2 separate regions of the Homo sapiens genome follow, and region 2 is linked to region 1. A link is a loop called in an ENCODE intact Hi-C map of the cell type or tissue named here. Cell type or tissue: mammary epithelial cell. All regions are shown on one strand.

Region 1 (8,000 bases):
TGAATAGTTCTAAAGGCTCATTGCAAACATGAGCACCCTACGGTGTTACAAAGTCCCTGTGGATTGGCTGGCATGGCTCTGCTGATAGGGCTGAGCTCACCTACGTGACTCTAATCTGCGTGTTGCCTGAGTCCACTCTTGTTTACCCTGCACTAACAGGCTAACCATGATGCTGTCTCTTTCTGGCAATGGGAGAGGTACAAGAGGGCTGAGCAGAAACAAGGCCTAGGCTCAGACTGCCCACAAGCCATCTGCCAAACCAAGTCAATGAGCAAGCCCAAAACCAAGGGAAGAGACAGCCAGCCAACTTTTAGTGGAAGGAACACAGATCAGGGAAGGGTGAAGAATGGGGATGAATAATTCAGTTTTCCAGGAGCATGATTGTTGAATTGAAAACTGCAAGCATTCAGGAAAATGGACCGGCATTAGGGAAACTACAGAAAAGACATTTAAAAAGAAAGAGGACTGGCTGGGCACAGTGGCTCATGCCTGTAATCCCAGCACTTAGGGAGACCGAGGCAGGTGGATCACCCGAGGTCAGGAGTTCAAGACCAGCCTGCTCAACATGGCAAAACCCCATCTCTACTAAAAATACAAAAATTAGATGAGTGTGGTGATGGTCGCCTGCAATCCCAGCTACTTGGGAGGTTGAGGCACGAGAATCGCTTGAACCCGGGAAGCGGAGGTTGCAGTGAGCTGAGATCATGCCACTGCACTCCAGCCTGGCAACAGAGTGAGACTACATTTCAAAGAATAAAAATAAAAATAAAGAGGACTAACTAAAACAATGCAAGAATGCAGAGAGAAAGGAAGAAGAGAGTAAGAGAGAATATGAGTGACTTCAAGATCAAATTTGCGATCTGATCTTTATATAATAGGAATCTTGAAAACTATAAGATCAGATGCAGAACCATTAAATAAAGGCATTTTAAGGGAAATCTTCATTACTCAAGGCAAAACATTAATCTGTAGATCTTTAGATTTGGGCCCCCTAGTCTAAGTCACCCCCAGCAATCAATTAGATTCTCCTAAAGAGATACATAAACTGGTTGCAAACTATAAAGTATATTAGTACAGTTGTGCCCTGAAGGTATTTTCGTCCTTGTTGTTGAACTAAGAATAGCTTGAAGACACTGAAGGAGGAATAGAGAATAGTAACCAAAGAACAAGGAACATTTCTACAAAGAAAGACTAAGGGAAATTGGGCCATTTAGTTTAGATAACAAAAGGATAATGGTATCATAACTCAGAACTTCAAGTGTATGTAGGATCTAGGCCATGTCTTAATTCTTTATGTGCAGGCCATTTTGAATATGGCAAAGACTTCAAATAAAGCATGCAAATTTCTACTTAGATGTCTATTTCCCTAGATACCTCCTAGAAGAAAGAACATAATCACCTTTTAATTCTTATTCTGTGATTCTTTACAGTGCCAGTAACTGTACAAGAAGTTCCAGGTTTACAGACATGTTTTTTTCCAAAATGTTATTTATAAATTGGTGGTGGTTTGGAAGGGCGAATGTTGTTCCTCTGCCAGAATTATTATATGTGGTGCTTAGCTTTTGAGGGCAGCCCACGAAGAAGGAAGGAATGGAGGAAGGAAGGATGGAAAAATGTAACTAGAATATTAAACCCTGGGCATTAGAATCACTTGGGAAGGTTTTTAAAAATAAGAATTACCAGGCCTCATTCTAGGAAATTTGGATTTAGTGATCCAAGTAAGGAGTCCTGTAATCTGTTTTTTAAAAGGGTGTTCCAGATAATTCTGTTGTATGGTCAGGTTCAAGAATGATTGCAGTAAATGGAAAAAAGGATAGACCATAAATGAAATCCCATTTTAATACCTAGAAACCCCCCAAGGAGAGTGGGAAGTAAATCATGTTTATAAGAAAACTGGCTTCACACACAAGGATAAAGGACAACCCAACCCTTGATTCAGACTGTTTCTGAGCCTTCCTACTTTGACCCAAGGATATGTGAAACCTGCTTTGGGGATTCCTGTAGGTGAGAGTAGCTCTGGCTTAGAGCTGAAGTCTCTCCTCCATAGGCCCCACAGTAGAGCTAAGCTTTCATTTGAAGTGGATTAGAAACAGCCTTGGTTTACCAGGCTAAAGATGATCCAGGTCAGGAAAACTGTGTGCTTTACCAAAGGCCAGAAAATTCTACCATTCTTCCAAGATTTCTTGCTAAAATTCAAAGTAATGTGGTCTTGAAGGGGTGACACCAAAGCAGCTGCAAAGGAAGAGGAAAACCCGGCTGCCACAGTGGAGAAATAGATTGTCATTCTTTTGCACAGCTTTTCCCTGGGTAATGTCAGGATTATATTTTTGGCTCCCTGGAAACCAGAATTAAAATAGGCTAAATAAGATTGGAATTGTTGAAAGCAAAATCTGTAGACGTTTCCTTTTTTGAATTTTTTGAATGTCCACATCTTCTGTATGCTTTGCTTCTTTTTGGAGTGACGTATTGAGAAAGCCCAAGAGATTGTTTCTGGCTTGGGCCCATTGCCAGCCATTGTCCGTGCCATTATTGTGTGTGGTGGGTCCCTGGAGGCCACATGTGGACCTCGGGTTGATACTTTCGGAGATTGTAGGTAGTTCGAGCCACACTAGCCCTGTTTACTTCATGTCTGCCCCAAGCATCAAGTCTTGTTGTTTACCTTGTCACTTTCCCACTTAAGATTCTCTTTCATTTCACTGGGTTTTACTAAAGTGTTTGAAATACAGGGTTTTTAACTTCCTTTGATTAGTGAGAAATATGGGGAAAATTTATCTCCCAACCTTATCAGTTGGGGGCAGACCAACCCCAGTGAAGATGAGAAACTTCATGGAGTATTAAATGAAAATGGGATGAGCTGTCACAAAGCCAGGATGTTAATTCTAGCTCTGCTGATCATTTGCTGTGTGACCTTGGGCAAGTCTTTTGCTCTCTTCAGTCTCAGTTTCCTCATATCTTCAGTGAGCCATCTCTCGGGATCTTCCAGCTCTGGTATTCTGAGTTTCTCTAATTTGAGGAGTTGGTTAGAGATCTCTTTTCTCAACAGTGTACCTGTTCCGAGAAATGTTACTGTTATAGAAGGAAGTGGTTTTGGAAACGGGTCAGAGTGGAGGAAAGAGGTTGAGTTCTCAAAAAACTAAAGGCTAGGTATAAGTAACTGATTCATCACAGAGATGACTAATTCATCAGAACAGCTGTCTGTTCTAAAATATGTCACATCAAATATTCATTGAATAAAATATTGAAGTCTCAACTGCTAACCTAGAGAGAGCCAAGCAGCTTTTAAAAAATCAGGATAGAAGTGTACTTTTCATTTCCACATTGGACCTGTGATTCTCTGAGTACCTGTGTGGGTCTCTGGTAAATACCAGAATTCACTTAATTTTCCATATTGTTAGGAGGCTCAAAGCCAAAGGCGTAGAGACATTAGGCATAAGCATATGTATCTTATTAAGCATCTGTATGTTATGTTGTGGGGTTTGGCAACCAAGAAGATGACAGTTACTTACAACTGTTCTAGAAAAGGCAACCACTGAAACATTCATTGAAATCACAAAGGACACTTGCTTGAGATTCATTGTGTTCTTCACATTTGCTATTTTTAACTCCATGATTCACTGTTCTTTTGAGCAGGGAGGGGAACACTCCACAGTGGCATTCCACATCTGTGCACTTCCAGCCGGGGTCCCCACCCCACGTTCAGCCACATTTGCAGCCCAATTATTGTTTCCATTCTTTTGTTTCCTTCCAAAATAAAACTATATATGCTATGTATACAGTAAACTATATAGTAGTGTCTCTATATTGTGTAATATTTCCTGTTTTGTCACTCCCTTCTGGGTAGCGGCCTAGCTTTTCTGCCTCCATTTAATTCATTAATTTTCTAATTTAAGCCTTGTAATACTCCCATGAGGTAGTGATGATGATGATGATGATGAAGAGAGAAGAGAAGCACAGGAGGTGAAGTAACTTGCTGCCCCCCCCTAAAAAAATTCAATGGAAGGACATACAAGATGAATGAAAAATAATTTTAAAAAAGTGAAAGAGCAAGTATTTGAACTCAACTCTGCCTAATTCTAAAGCATGTTCTCAAAAATCCCAACAGAAGTTGTTATTTTAAGCTAAATTTTTTTGAGACCTCTGATATTGAGTGAAATTACACTAACGTGCACCTCGTGATGTAGGAGGAGGGACAGGTAATGTGATTCTCCCTCCTCAACCTCCACACATGCTTCTTCAGAAGGCGGTGCATCAGACGCACCATGACTCTGGAGGTGCCGGTCTTCAGCCTATTGTGGGTGGTCATCATGATGGTGAGACTGCCCCCTTCAGGTTCTTTCATGAAGTGCAGGTTTCATTTTGGGCTTGGCTCCTTTCTGTCTCTTTTGGAAGCCCTTTGTTCCTGATTGCACTTTCTAGCCTGTGTACAGTCTAAACCTCTGCGGGAAACAGTGTGTGCTTCTGAAAAGGGCTCCAGCATAGCAAACTCACTAGAAAGCCGGACCTCAGAGCTTGACCAAACTTGGCTGGAGTCCTAGTTCTGTATTTACAAGTTGTTTGATCTTGGACAAGCCATGTAAACTCTCTGGACTTAAGTGTCCTCGCCTGTACATTGGGGAAAACTATACCCACCTTGCAGTGCTGTTGTAATGTGTAGAGGTCAGGTGTGTTTGTGAAGTGCCAAGAACAGCAGGTTGTCAGTAAGAATAGTGCTGTTGGCTGGGCACTGTGGCTCATGCCTGTAATCCCAGCACTTTGGGAGGCTGAGACAGATGGATCACCTGAGGTCAGGAGTCCGAGACCAGCCTGGCCAACATGGTGAAACCTCTTCTCTACTAAAAATACAAAAAATTAGCCAGGCGTGGTTGCAGGCGCTTGTAATCCCAGCTACTCAGGAGGCTGAGGCAGGAAAATCACTTGAACCCAGGAGGCGGAGGTTGCAGTGAGCCGAGATCGCACCATTGCACTCCAGCCTGGGCATCAAGAGCAAAATTTTGCCTCCAAAAAAAAAAAAAAAAAAAAAGAATAGTGCTGTTCTTATTGTTGTTTCTTCCATCCCCCTACAGCAGAGTTTCTTAACAGCTGTGCTATTGACATTTAGGGCTGGATAGTTATTTGTTGTGAGTGGCTGTCTTGAGTATTGCAAGATGTTTAGTAGCATCCCTGGCCTCTACCTAGTGGCTTCCAGGGGCACCATTGCCCTTTCCCAGTCATGATAATAAAACATGTCTCCAGACATTGCTGAATGTTGCCTTGGGGGACAAAATCTCTCCAAGTTGAGAACTACTGCTCAAAAGCCTGGCATTATGTGTATTGATACTAAGATGAGAATCTCACCACCGAGTAGTTCCAGAATACAGAACCCTAAAAAGATTTATGAAGATAACATTAGTGATTCTCAGTGCAAAATGACAAAGTGTTTCAGTTACTTGAAAATAAAAGGCTTCTCTTATGCACTGAGCCATGAAAGTCTGTTCAGAGTTAAAAAGAAATAGTTGCTTTTTTGGTTTTTGCATTCAGTATTGTGCTGCTTTTGCAAAGGCAATAATTTTATGACAGTTCATAAAACCATGGAATCTTAGAGTATGCATAACTGACATGTTATGCGGATCAACTCCTATCTGATTCTTGAATTTGCAATGAACGTAATGAGTGGGAGTGAAAAAACAGTCTCTCCCCAAAGCCTGAAAGTGACAGGAAACTCATTTACTTGCAAAATAAAACCCAAGTATATACTGGAACAACTCTAATTATTACAGAGGATCCTCCTTTGGGATGAAAGTTTTGTTCCCTGCAGCTCCTACCCTCTCTCTGGTCCCTGCCCTATCCTCCAAGGACCACACAGAAAAAGCCCTCTTCACTGACTGAAAAAATCTAGATGCTTAGGGTTTGTGGTCAGCTTTGCAAGCTGGCACAGGTAAGGGAGGAAACACTCTGAAATTGCAGTGCAGCATTTCAACATTTCATGTGTGTTACTTAGCAACAATAGCAGGAGGCCTGCCAGATGTACCAGAGTCATCGTGCCTCGCTCAGGTTTTGTAGGATCCATTATAATCATCTCATTATTGGTCTGGCAAATTGGGTTTATAGTGCCCAGAACTATGAAAATAGTAGTTGAATTTCTTCCATACACTGAGGCCATGTAAGAGCCATATTTGGGAAATACATGCATTTCCCAGCCCTCAGAACAATTGCTGCAATGGAAGGAATTCTGCAAAGTCAACTTTTTTGGTAGCCAGTTCCAGGCTTTTTGGCCTATGATTGCCACACCCCAAGTTTTCTCTCTACAAAAAGCTTTGATAATAGTCTTTTTCCAATTTTAGGTCACCTTGCATAGCCCCTCTGGCTTGTAACGTGGTCATTTCCAACCGTTCTACATTCTTGATGAAATGAAAACAGCAAGCTTCCTGTTGACATACTCTTCCACAGTTTTCATGAATTATGCATTTTGAAGGCAGCAGACAAGATGGTGTCTCAGTCCTTTCCAGCGATTCTCCAGCATGGAGGTCTTATTTGGTACATCCATCACAAGGGCCCGGAGCCAAGATGATCTCTTGAGCACAATCCCCACTTCGTGTTTCCCCTTTTCACTGTGTAGGCCACAGGGAAGAGTACTGTGGGACCCGAGGCTGCTTGATACTCATCAAGGCCCGCTTCCTCCAGCCTTCCTAGCTTCTCTTTCCCTCAGGTCTAGGCGTGGAGCCCTCCAGGACAGCGAACGGGTGATAAAATATACAAACTGTCTCTGATTATGGGATTTTGGCTCCTTAGCCAATGCATGCAAGGATGGTAGAAAAAACACTCATCTTCCTTCTACTATCCTAAAAGCAACTTCCGACATCAAGAATTTTTTTGGATCTCTCATCCAAAGGTATAAACCTTAACAGTGGGAAATTCAGACCAGGTGAGAGGAAAGGGTTACACACTAAGAGATGACTTAGGTTTGGGTAGTTTCATCAGGAGAGGTCTGCCTGCATCCTGGTTCCTGTCCTTGTTTTGGGAAACTCTTTTTAGCATACTTGGAGTACATATTCAGTTAAACTTGCAAAGTGAAGAATCAGAGAATGGAGGCCTAAATGTGATTCACCTGAGGCCACACGCAGAGTGAGGAGATACCAGTGTGCTTCCTGCAGAAGCATCTCCCACATCTCTGCCAAGCCTTTTTATCTCCTTTGAAACAGAATCTCTAATGGAATAAACCACTCCAGGGATCCTAGAGTCTTGTGTTTGTTCCTCCTATGCAGAAAGGCAAAGGAAAAAATTAAATAATATCTGAATACCGCCCAGTGCACAGAGAGTACCTGTGAAATTACAGGGACATTCAGCCAGCAAAGAATGTCCCCCTGGCCAGGGTGCCTGGAGGAAGGCTTTTAAGCATTACCATGCTGTACAGCATGGGGCTGCCAGCTTGACCAGATTCTAGCTGGAAGGATCAGGCATCTTTAAAGACCGGTAGCATTCAGGGCCATTGCTGGGCCACATGGCTCCTTTGTGCAATTAGAAAATGCAGTTCCACAGGGTAGGCAGCACTTAGAAAGCCACTGGCTGGACTTCACCTCCCTTTGTTCCCTTGGCTAGCATCTTGGGCAACAACATTCTGTACAAGCATGCACCATGGCCCTGCTGGCTTCTTGGTCTCCACGTGCCTCCTTCTTGTTGGTCATTAAGGTTATGCCATTTTCCCCCATTATTAAGTAATGTCAGGTAAGGTCTGAGGAGATGGAGATGAAGACTTTTACAGGTCGCAGGGGAACACTGACATGTCACTCATCATTTTGTGTGTGTGTGTGTGTGAGACAGAGTCTCACTCACTCTGTAGCCAGGCTGGAGTGCATTGGCAGAATCTCAGCTCACTGCAACCTCCCATCTCCTGGATTCAAGCGATTCTCTCCTGTCTCAGCCTCCTGAATAATTGGGATTACAGGCACCCGCCACCATGCCAGGCTGATGTTTGTATTTTTCGTAATGATGGGGTTCCACCATGTTAGCCAGGCTGGCTTTGA
Region 2 (8,000 bases), 430 kb before region 1:
AAGGAGAGTTATAGATAATCCAATGGTGAACCCGGGCTTTCATTGACAAGCTCAGCTAATCAGTATGTCTTCCTAGGGATATAAATGAGAAGATAAACGTGGAGATCACCACTCACCAAATGCTGCCTTGTCATATATTGAGCAAAGTTTCTGAGTCAACCCCATGGCATCATACACAAAGAAACTAGAATAGTGGAACCCAACCCGAGCTTGGGAGACTTCCTAGGAATCTTGAAGGAGCCTAGTTTTGAGATTGCCAGTATATAAAATTCTGCAAAGAATGATCTAAATTTATCAGAAACAGCAGTTGTGGAGGCTCACAATGAAGAAGATATTTATTTAACAATTAGAATACAGGATAGTTCTTTAGAAGAGATGCCTGGGATGCCTAACTTCAGAAATGTAATGACCTCTCTTGTGGGTACCCCACCTGTGACCTCAACTTCAGAAAAATGTAATGACCTCTCTGCCTAGATCCTTAACAAACAAACAAAAACTAACAGATACCACCTCTATACATCTTCTTTGACTCTTGAGAGCTAAAATTTCCTTCAGAGGGAATTTCCTTAAACAGGAACTACAAAGCTGGGGTAAGATAACTATGTTCCAGGAATATAGGTAAAATCTTTTAAGTTTTTTTATTTTTCATTTTTTTAATTTTTAATTTTTTTAAAGCATGTGAATTAATGGTAGAAGCCTGGTCCAAGATAAGATGATCTGGCAGCTAGTCGTGGTGGTATGTGCCTATAATCCCAGCTACTCAGGAGGCTGAGGGAGGATCCTTTGAGTCCAGGAGTTTGAGGCCAGTCTGGGCAACATAGCAAGACCCTGTTTCAAAAAATATATATATATATCTGGCAGTCCTGGTGGCCCACCAGCTCTATAAGAGTTATGGGGGTGGCTCCCACCATGGCTCCTGTTGCAGTAAGATAAATCTGGTGCCCAAATCCCAGAAGGTCATAGTTACATTCTACTCCACAACGGGATACCACCCTTCTTAAGATGGAAGGTGGGGGTGGGGTGTCAGTTGTCAACCAGTGAATTTTAGAAGAGACAGACACACACTGTTTATTACTCATTCTGTGCTAAAATCTGCCTCCCTGTAGCCTCCACCCACTGGCCACAATTCTACGACCCTGCACATCTAGTTCCCCTTTTCCCATGACTACTCTTCGGACACCTGAAGGCAGCCTTCATTTGTGCCCGAGGCTTCTCTCCATCATGAATGCCCTACATTTCCACAGATGTCCCTCAAATGACAGGAAGGCTCAGCAGGAAGATTTTGTCAGCTCCCAGAGAAGTGGGCTTCTCTTCCACAGCGTATGGAAGTGGATGGCCAATGGCCAGGATGGGCCCTGGAGACAAACTCCTAGGTTGCACTGGCCGTAGGAAACCTCTCCCTCAAGTTTGGCCACTGGAGGGCTCTAATGTGCCCAGTGGATGCCACAAACCTGGGGCTCTAGTGTTATGGGAAGGCAGGAGGCAGGTGACAATCACTAGTTTAGGCAGTGCCGTCCAGACTTGGGGTTGGAACCTCCCAGTTGGTTGTACAATCAATTTAATGCGTCACAGTTGGCAAGTTTTTAAAAAAAGGAAGTAAGGCCGGGCACAGAGGCTCATGCCTGTAATCCCAGCACTTTGGGAGGCCGAGGCGGGCAGATCACAAGGTCAAGAGATCGAGACCATCCTGGCCAACATGGTGAAACCCCACCTCTCCTAAAGATACAAAAATTAGCTGGGCTTGATGGCACACGCCTGTAGTCCTAGCTACTCAGGAGGCTGAGGCAGGAGAATCGCTTGAACCCGGGAGGCCGAGGTTACAGTGAGCTGAGAGCGCGCCACTGCACTCCAGCCTGGGTGACAGAGCGAGCTCCGTCTCAAAAAAAAAAAAAAAAAAAAAGGAAATAAAACAGAATAGAAAACTTCAGAGTACCTGGTACTTACTATAGTTTTATAAAACGTTTGCTTCAGTAATTTATATATGTGTACTGTATTCTGAAACAAAATATATTTTTACTTTGGAGTTGTGATTTTTAAAAAACCCACTGGTTAGAACCACACACACGTACACATGTACATACATACATAATCACACACATTATATATAATATATATAAAAGACACATATACATGTAAACACACACATATTATGTTGTTTTTAAGACATCCCTTCAACAGAGCCTTTTTTTTTTTTCTGCAACAGGGTCTCAGTCGATCACTTAGGCTGGAGTACATGGCTTGATCATGGCTCACTGCAGCCTTGAACTTCTGGGCTCAAGTGATCCTCCTAGTTAGCCTCCTGAGATGCTGACACATGCACCACCACACCTGACTACTTTTTTATTTTTATTTTTGTAGAGGCAGGGTCTTGCTATGTGGCCCAGGCTGGTTTCAAACTCCTGGCCTCAAGTGACCCTCCCGCCTTGGGTTCCTGAAGTGCTGGGAAGCTCACAAGTATGAGCCACCATGCCTGGCCCAGAGTGTGTTATTTAGTACTGGCCTGAGGAAACCTTGGTAGGGTCATTTCAAACACATTCTTATAGATTTCATCACCAGCTCTGTGTCCGTCAGCTTATGAAGTAACCTGCTGGGCTGAGTGTTTCTATCCTATCCCCAGTTTACCAGCATAAAGAGCTGGTATGGGGAAAACTCAGAGGACAGGGCATGCTTCTGTGTGGTCACCGGATGTGTCATACCAGACACCTTGGACATTGGCTTAAAAAGTAATAAAAAATACAGTCAAATTCCCAGTGTCTGCTATAGTAGAGGGAGGAGGTGCACAAAGAAGGCAAAATACAGTAACAGATTAATATTTGGCCTTTCAACATATTACAAGTTAAAATGTGATGTAATTACTGCTAAAAAAAATTAACAAGGCAACACTCTGTGTCTGAGTTAATGCTGCCTCCTTGATTATGTCTTTTGGCCACGATGAATGTAAAACAGGATTCAATACTAAGCATCTATTGCTTTTTTTCTATAGCTTCCCTCCCTAAGAAAAATAAATGGATCAATAATAAAAGGGCTTAACGTTGCCACAGGGGAGGGAAAGTTTGTTTGTGCAGTCTGTGTTAAAACAGCAACAACTTTCTTGTGCTACACTCTCCTACTCCATTCCAATTACTCTGTCCCTCACACCTAGAAAAACCCCAGTACCAGCCCAGGGTTGGGAGAGACTCCAAGCCCTGAGGGGTAAACAACTCCTATCACAGCCCTCTTTCCCTTATCTGGTTCACATATTTCCTGTACTTGCTGATTCACTGAGAAGACAAGCTGAATCCAGCCTGCTCTCCTTTCTAACTCTTGCAAACTGGGGATCTGATAGAAAATTCTTATAACAAAGCTGGCCTGGTGACTCATGCCTATAATCCCAGCACCTTGGGAGGCTGAGGCAGGCAGATCACTTGAGGTCAGGAGTTTGAGACCAGCCTGGACGACATGGAAACCCCATCTCCGTTAAAAAAAAAAAAAAAAAAAATTAGCCAGGCATGGTGGTACCTGCCTGTAATCCTAGCTACTCGGGAGGCTGAGGTGGGAGGATCGCTTGAACCTGGGAGGCGGAGGTTGCAGTGAGCCAAGCTCGCACCTCTGCGCTCCAGCCAGGGTGAAGAGAGAGACTCCGTCTCAAAACAAAAAAAAAGAAAGAAAATTCTTATAACAAGAGATGTCTTGTTATCTTCAAGAGCCTTGATTTTAGCTCTTCAGAGACATCATGCTATTTGACCTGTGGATGACTATTTTACAAATTTGTCTTCTACATCCTGCCTACATTGGTAGAAAATGACTTTTTGTCCTTTGAGCACAGTGTGTTCAGCAGGCAGGAGAGGCCAGGGAGGTGGAAGGAGGTGGGAGAGGTAGGAGGTGGCAGATGGGAGTATGCTGGGAATGGCAGCAAATCAGGAGATAAGAGAAGCAGGCCCAAGACTGAAAACTCATTAGGTGATTAAAATGTCAGTATGTGCACCCCAGATTTTTACTTGGATCATCATTGTTGGTGTAGTTACACCCAAATGAAGTTATTTGGCCATAGTAATAAAATGAAGAGTACATTTTTAGTGGTTACTCATTTTTATACACTAAACAGAAAACTTTAAAAAAATGTTGTTACCTGGTTTGTTCTTGCTGCAGTGTGTTGGGATCAGGTATAAAAAATCTTACTCGAAAATGCAGGGTACAGGGGAAACCTCCTACAACATTTTTCAAAAACAAATTAAATTTTCCCTTTGACAAAGTCAATGTATGTAAGTTGCTTCTCTTCCATAAGTGATGCATTTTTTCACTCAACCATAGCTTTTTCCATTATAAAAGGGCTAATTTCAAACATGGAGTACATAAGTTAGTTGTTTCAGAAATCTCCAAGTCTTCAAAAAGTAAAACATTTATGCAACATCAGCACAGACTGAGTTATCATCTACTTCCTAGCACACGTTTATCTTAGGGCTGTGTTTAAACATTGCACTCCGTCATCTGTATTAGGAATTTAAAAAATCCTTAAATCGGCATTATTATGCAAAATATACAAAGAAATAATAGCCTGCGTTTGTGTAGCCATTTATAAGTTTCAAGCATTTTCATGTACATTCCTGCATTTCAACACCACCATGACTATGAGTGGGCTACGCTGCTACTGGTAGCCCCATTTTACAGATAAGCCAATTAGAGGTGACTTGCCTTAGGTCACACAGCTGGTGACAAAACCAGAATTAGAGTAATGAGATCTTTGATTCTGCTATACCACATTTCAAAATCATTTTTAAACTAGAAAATATCTCATGCTTTTAATGTAAAGTATATTAAGTTAGTATACTAGTAAATCACACAATGAACATATTCAAATACGGCTTTATGCATCAACATCTAGAGTCAATTTGCTTGTGTGGATAAAATTAGTCCATTTCTTCTCACAGAGACGGCAACAGGAGAAGATCAGATTGTGCTGCTAAGATCCCAAGATCTTCATGTCAATTTCACCATCATCCCTCAGTAAATATTCGCCAGCCCTATCTAGGCACTGAGCACTTTCTTGCTCTCTGCAACTCAAGTCCTTCTCACTAGCCTGCTAGATCTCCTCCTCTACCTGAGATCATCCTGAGCTCTACCCTCCCTGCTCTTTAGTGCTTTCTTTCTTCATCTGCAGCGTGTGTTCAAAGAATCCCTAACGGGGGTGTGCCCCTGAGTACACCTGTCCACATGTCTAGGTACCAGCGGATGGCGCTATGACAATCTGCACATCAGGGGAGAACAATGTCCTCCTGCTGCCTTGGGATGCTTGTTCACCTCCCCTCCCCCTCTTCTAAAACTTTTCATCTCTGCGCTGCAGGCATAGCCTCTTTTTCTTTCTGGCTGTCCCCTATCGTGTGCTTACTATTATCATAGAATGTCGAACCCTCTGGGCTGTCTGCACACTTGGCTGTGGGCTCCTTGAGGGGAGAGTCCAAATTTGATCTGGACTGGATTCCCAGGGCTTAGCCCAGCACCTTGCCACAGTCTGAGCTCAGGATACGTTCACCGAAAGCAGGAGTTAATGAGAGAATGAATGACAACACCTATTCATGCCTTGTGTGGACTCATTCCTGGGGACTTGGATGAGGCAGGTATTTGTCTGCAAGTGGCCCTGAGGCTCCCACAGGTACTTCTGAACGCAGAGGATGCAGCTCATGGGAGGGAAGAACTTTGAGAATCGGGCTCCCTGTGGGGGCAGCAGTGAGACGGGAGCGAAGGCCACTGTGTCTACTTCTTCCTGCCTGGGTGCTGAGGCAGGTGTGCGTGTGTGTGTTGGGGGGCATCCTGTGTATGCGCACCTGCGTGCGCAAATCCACTTGCCCTTCTCCACTCCGCCATGCACTGGCCACTTTTTGTGTGTGTTGGGCACCTTGGGGATGCAGAGAGAAATATAACAAGGGTCCTAACCTCAAGGAACTTGCAGTTCTGAGAGGGAACTAAAGGCAACTAACACAGATGAGGACAAGAGCATTCAGAACCCCAACACGGGTGATGGTAAATCTAAGAGAATGTCGAGGGAGCCACCCACAGTTTCTAGGAGAGGAAATGAGATCTGAGCAGCCTTGAAAAAAGGCAGGATTTCGACAGAGGGAAGTGGGAGGGAAAAGCATTCCCAGCAGATGGAACAGACTGAGGGGAGGCACTGGGAGGCCCTGCAGATCAGCCAGGTTGGTCTGGGGCATGAGTGGCATAAAGGGGAACAATGCTGGCAATGTTGGAACATCAGGCCGAGAGCAGATCAGGGCAGAGGGTGGACTATGGTGTGGCCTGACTGGCCACCGAACTGGGAGTTAGCTGCAGCACTGGGATTCACTCCTGAGAGATAAGCGGTAGTTTGGAAGACTTAATCTTTTATATTGGTGACATTACCTACTTATGGTTCGGTTTTCCGTGAACGCGACTATGCTGTTGGAAAGTATGAGGTGTTTGTGTTTGTCTATCTCCCTGTCTCTCTTGTCCACCCTGGCTCTCACATCGGGCTAAGTAAGGCCATCCTCCTTCCTTTTCCTTCCTTGAATACAGAAATGTGGGTTCCCTCGCTCTGAGCTGCCTACTCTCACCCTTCCCCTTCTTTCCCACAGCTGGGGCGGATCCTAGAGGGCTGATCTGGAAGCATCTCTGCTGACTCAGAAGTCAGACAGGGAGAAGTCGGCTCACTCATGACTCCTGGACACCCGGAACTACAGGTACCAGATGTCACAGGCACTGACGATTGGAGGGGAGAAACAGGCTGTGATACACTAACACCTAATGTTCGACTGAAATGAAAAGATCACACCAACCTTTTAACTGCTTCCTGATGGCTTTGCTTGCTTCCAGCCATCTCTGTTGGACAAGAAAACATAAAATATAAAAGCAAACCGTGAAGGAGTTCAGCACATTTTTTAAAAATGGCACTTACAGGAGAGTCCACGGAGTCGTCATCATGCTGTAAACCAAAATATTCCTTTTCAGTCACACCCAGGTGGTTGTGCACCATATCCAGAAGAACCTGGCCAGTGTCTTGTTTCTAGAACAAAGGAAATTATCAAGTGGGAAAAGTCTTAAATTAATTGGTGGTAAAAACATCTTTACTGTAGGCAAAAAAGAGTTAAAATATTCAGAAATGCTATGCACACACACTTCCCACCACAAGAAAAGCTTTAATAAATTTTAAGAAGCCACACAGCACATATGGGAAGTAGGGCTAAGAAAAATGACATCAACACAAGACAATACGAGTTTAATTTAATTGTCTAAGATTTCTTCCTTCCCCCTTAGCTGCAATTCCCAAGTGATAATGTCTAAATCGGAAAACTCAGCTCTCATAATCACAGTGAACTCCCTGTGGCCTCCAGTGGATTATCCACAATGAAATGCTAACCCCAGGGTGGTTTCTGTTGGCTCCTCAGGACACACCTGTGGCTCCTACTCCTGGAGAAGCCACCGAAGTGCATGTCCAGGAAAGGAAAGCTCTCACCTAACAGCCTAAAGGAAGACAGCTAAAAATACTCAACTGCCATTCAAAATACCCTCAGAGTGATGTGGCCTGTGCCACCCTGTGGGATTATCTGCCTCCCTGCTTCCCCTTCCCATCATCTGAAGTGAGAAGCTGAGGGGCACGTTCAACCACACGCCTCTTCAGATCAGGACTCCATTGCCTTCCCCGCTCCATGTTTATGGGGCAGGCACGGTGTGGGAATGGGGACACGGCCATAAGAAGCTCCCTTTTCCTGCCCCAGCCATGGAGGCAGTGGCTGTAACAGAGTGTCAAAGGCCGTCGAGGGCTGTGAAACAGTCGAGGCACAGTGGACACCCAACGGGACCACACAAATGGTCATCTCGACTGGGGCCGTAGAGGAAGCAACCCCCTGATCTGGGTTTGGGAGGAGGACAGGGCCAAGCATCACCCCTCCCCTCCAGGCACACGAGCTAAAAACAGGCCTTTGGATCAGATGGCCCGGCACAAAGGCCCAGGGATGGCAAACAGCATGGAGTGTTTGGAAAACTGCAAATTC

Evidence for each region. Peaks named below come from ENCODE experiments on the same cell type or tissue, not always from the same donor. Only the 100,000 strongest peaks of a DNase experiment are listed, where the experiment ranks them.
Region 2: a loop joins it to region 1, with 5 times the contacts of the local background. A loop is called at or near these places in 4 of 110 quality-filtered maps.

Annotation. Positions count from the first base shown.
Region 1 is chr9:109,883,713-109,891,712 of GRCh38, forward strand. The region is part of intron 3 of PALM2AKAP2 (PALM2 and AKAP2 fusion); the gene reads left to right. Among named protein-coding and RNA genes, the nearest start is that of PALM2AKAP2, 110 kb to the left of the region's middle. In mammary epithelial cell, a CTCF peak has its summit at 4,325 (motif pointing left); DNase peaks (open chromatin) are centred at 3,109 and 5,929; H3K27ac peaks cover 3,725 bases.
Region 2 is chr9:109,450,388-109,458,387 of GRCh38, forward strand. PTPN3 (protein tyrosine phosphatase non-receptor type 3) reads right to left here. Exons shown (of 26, transcript NM_002829.4): 3 at 6,905-7,012; 4 at 6,786-6,828; 5 at 4,109-4,187. Among named protein-coding and RNA genes, the nearest start is that of PTPN3, 44 kb to the right of the region's middle. In mammary epithelial cell, no CTCF peak of the experiment used is centred here; DNase peaks (open chromatin) are centred at 2,604 and 3,244; H3K27ac peaks cover 1,882 bases.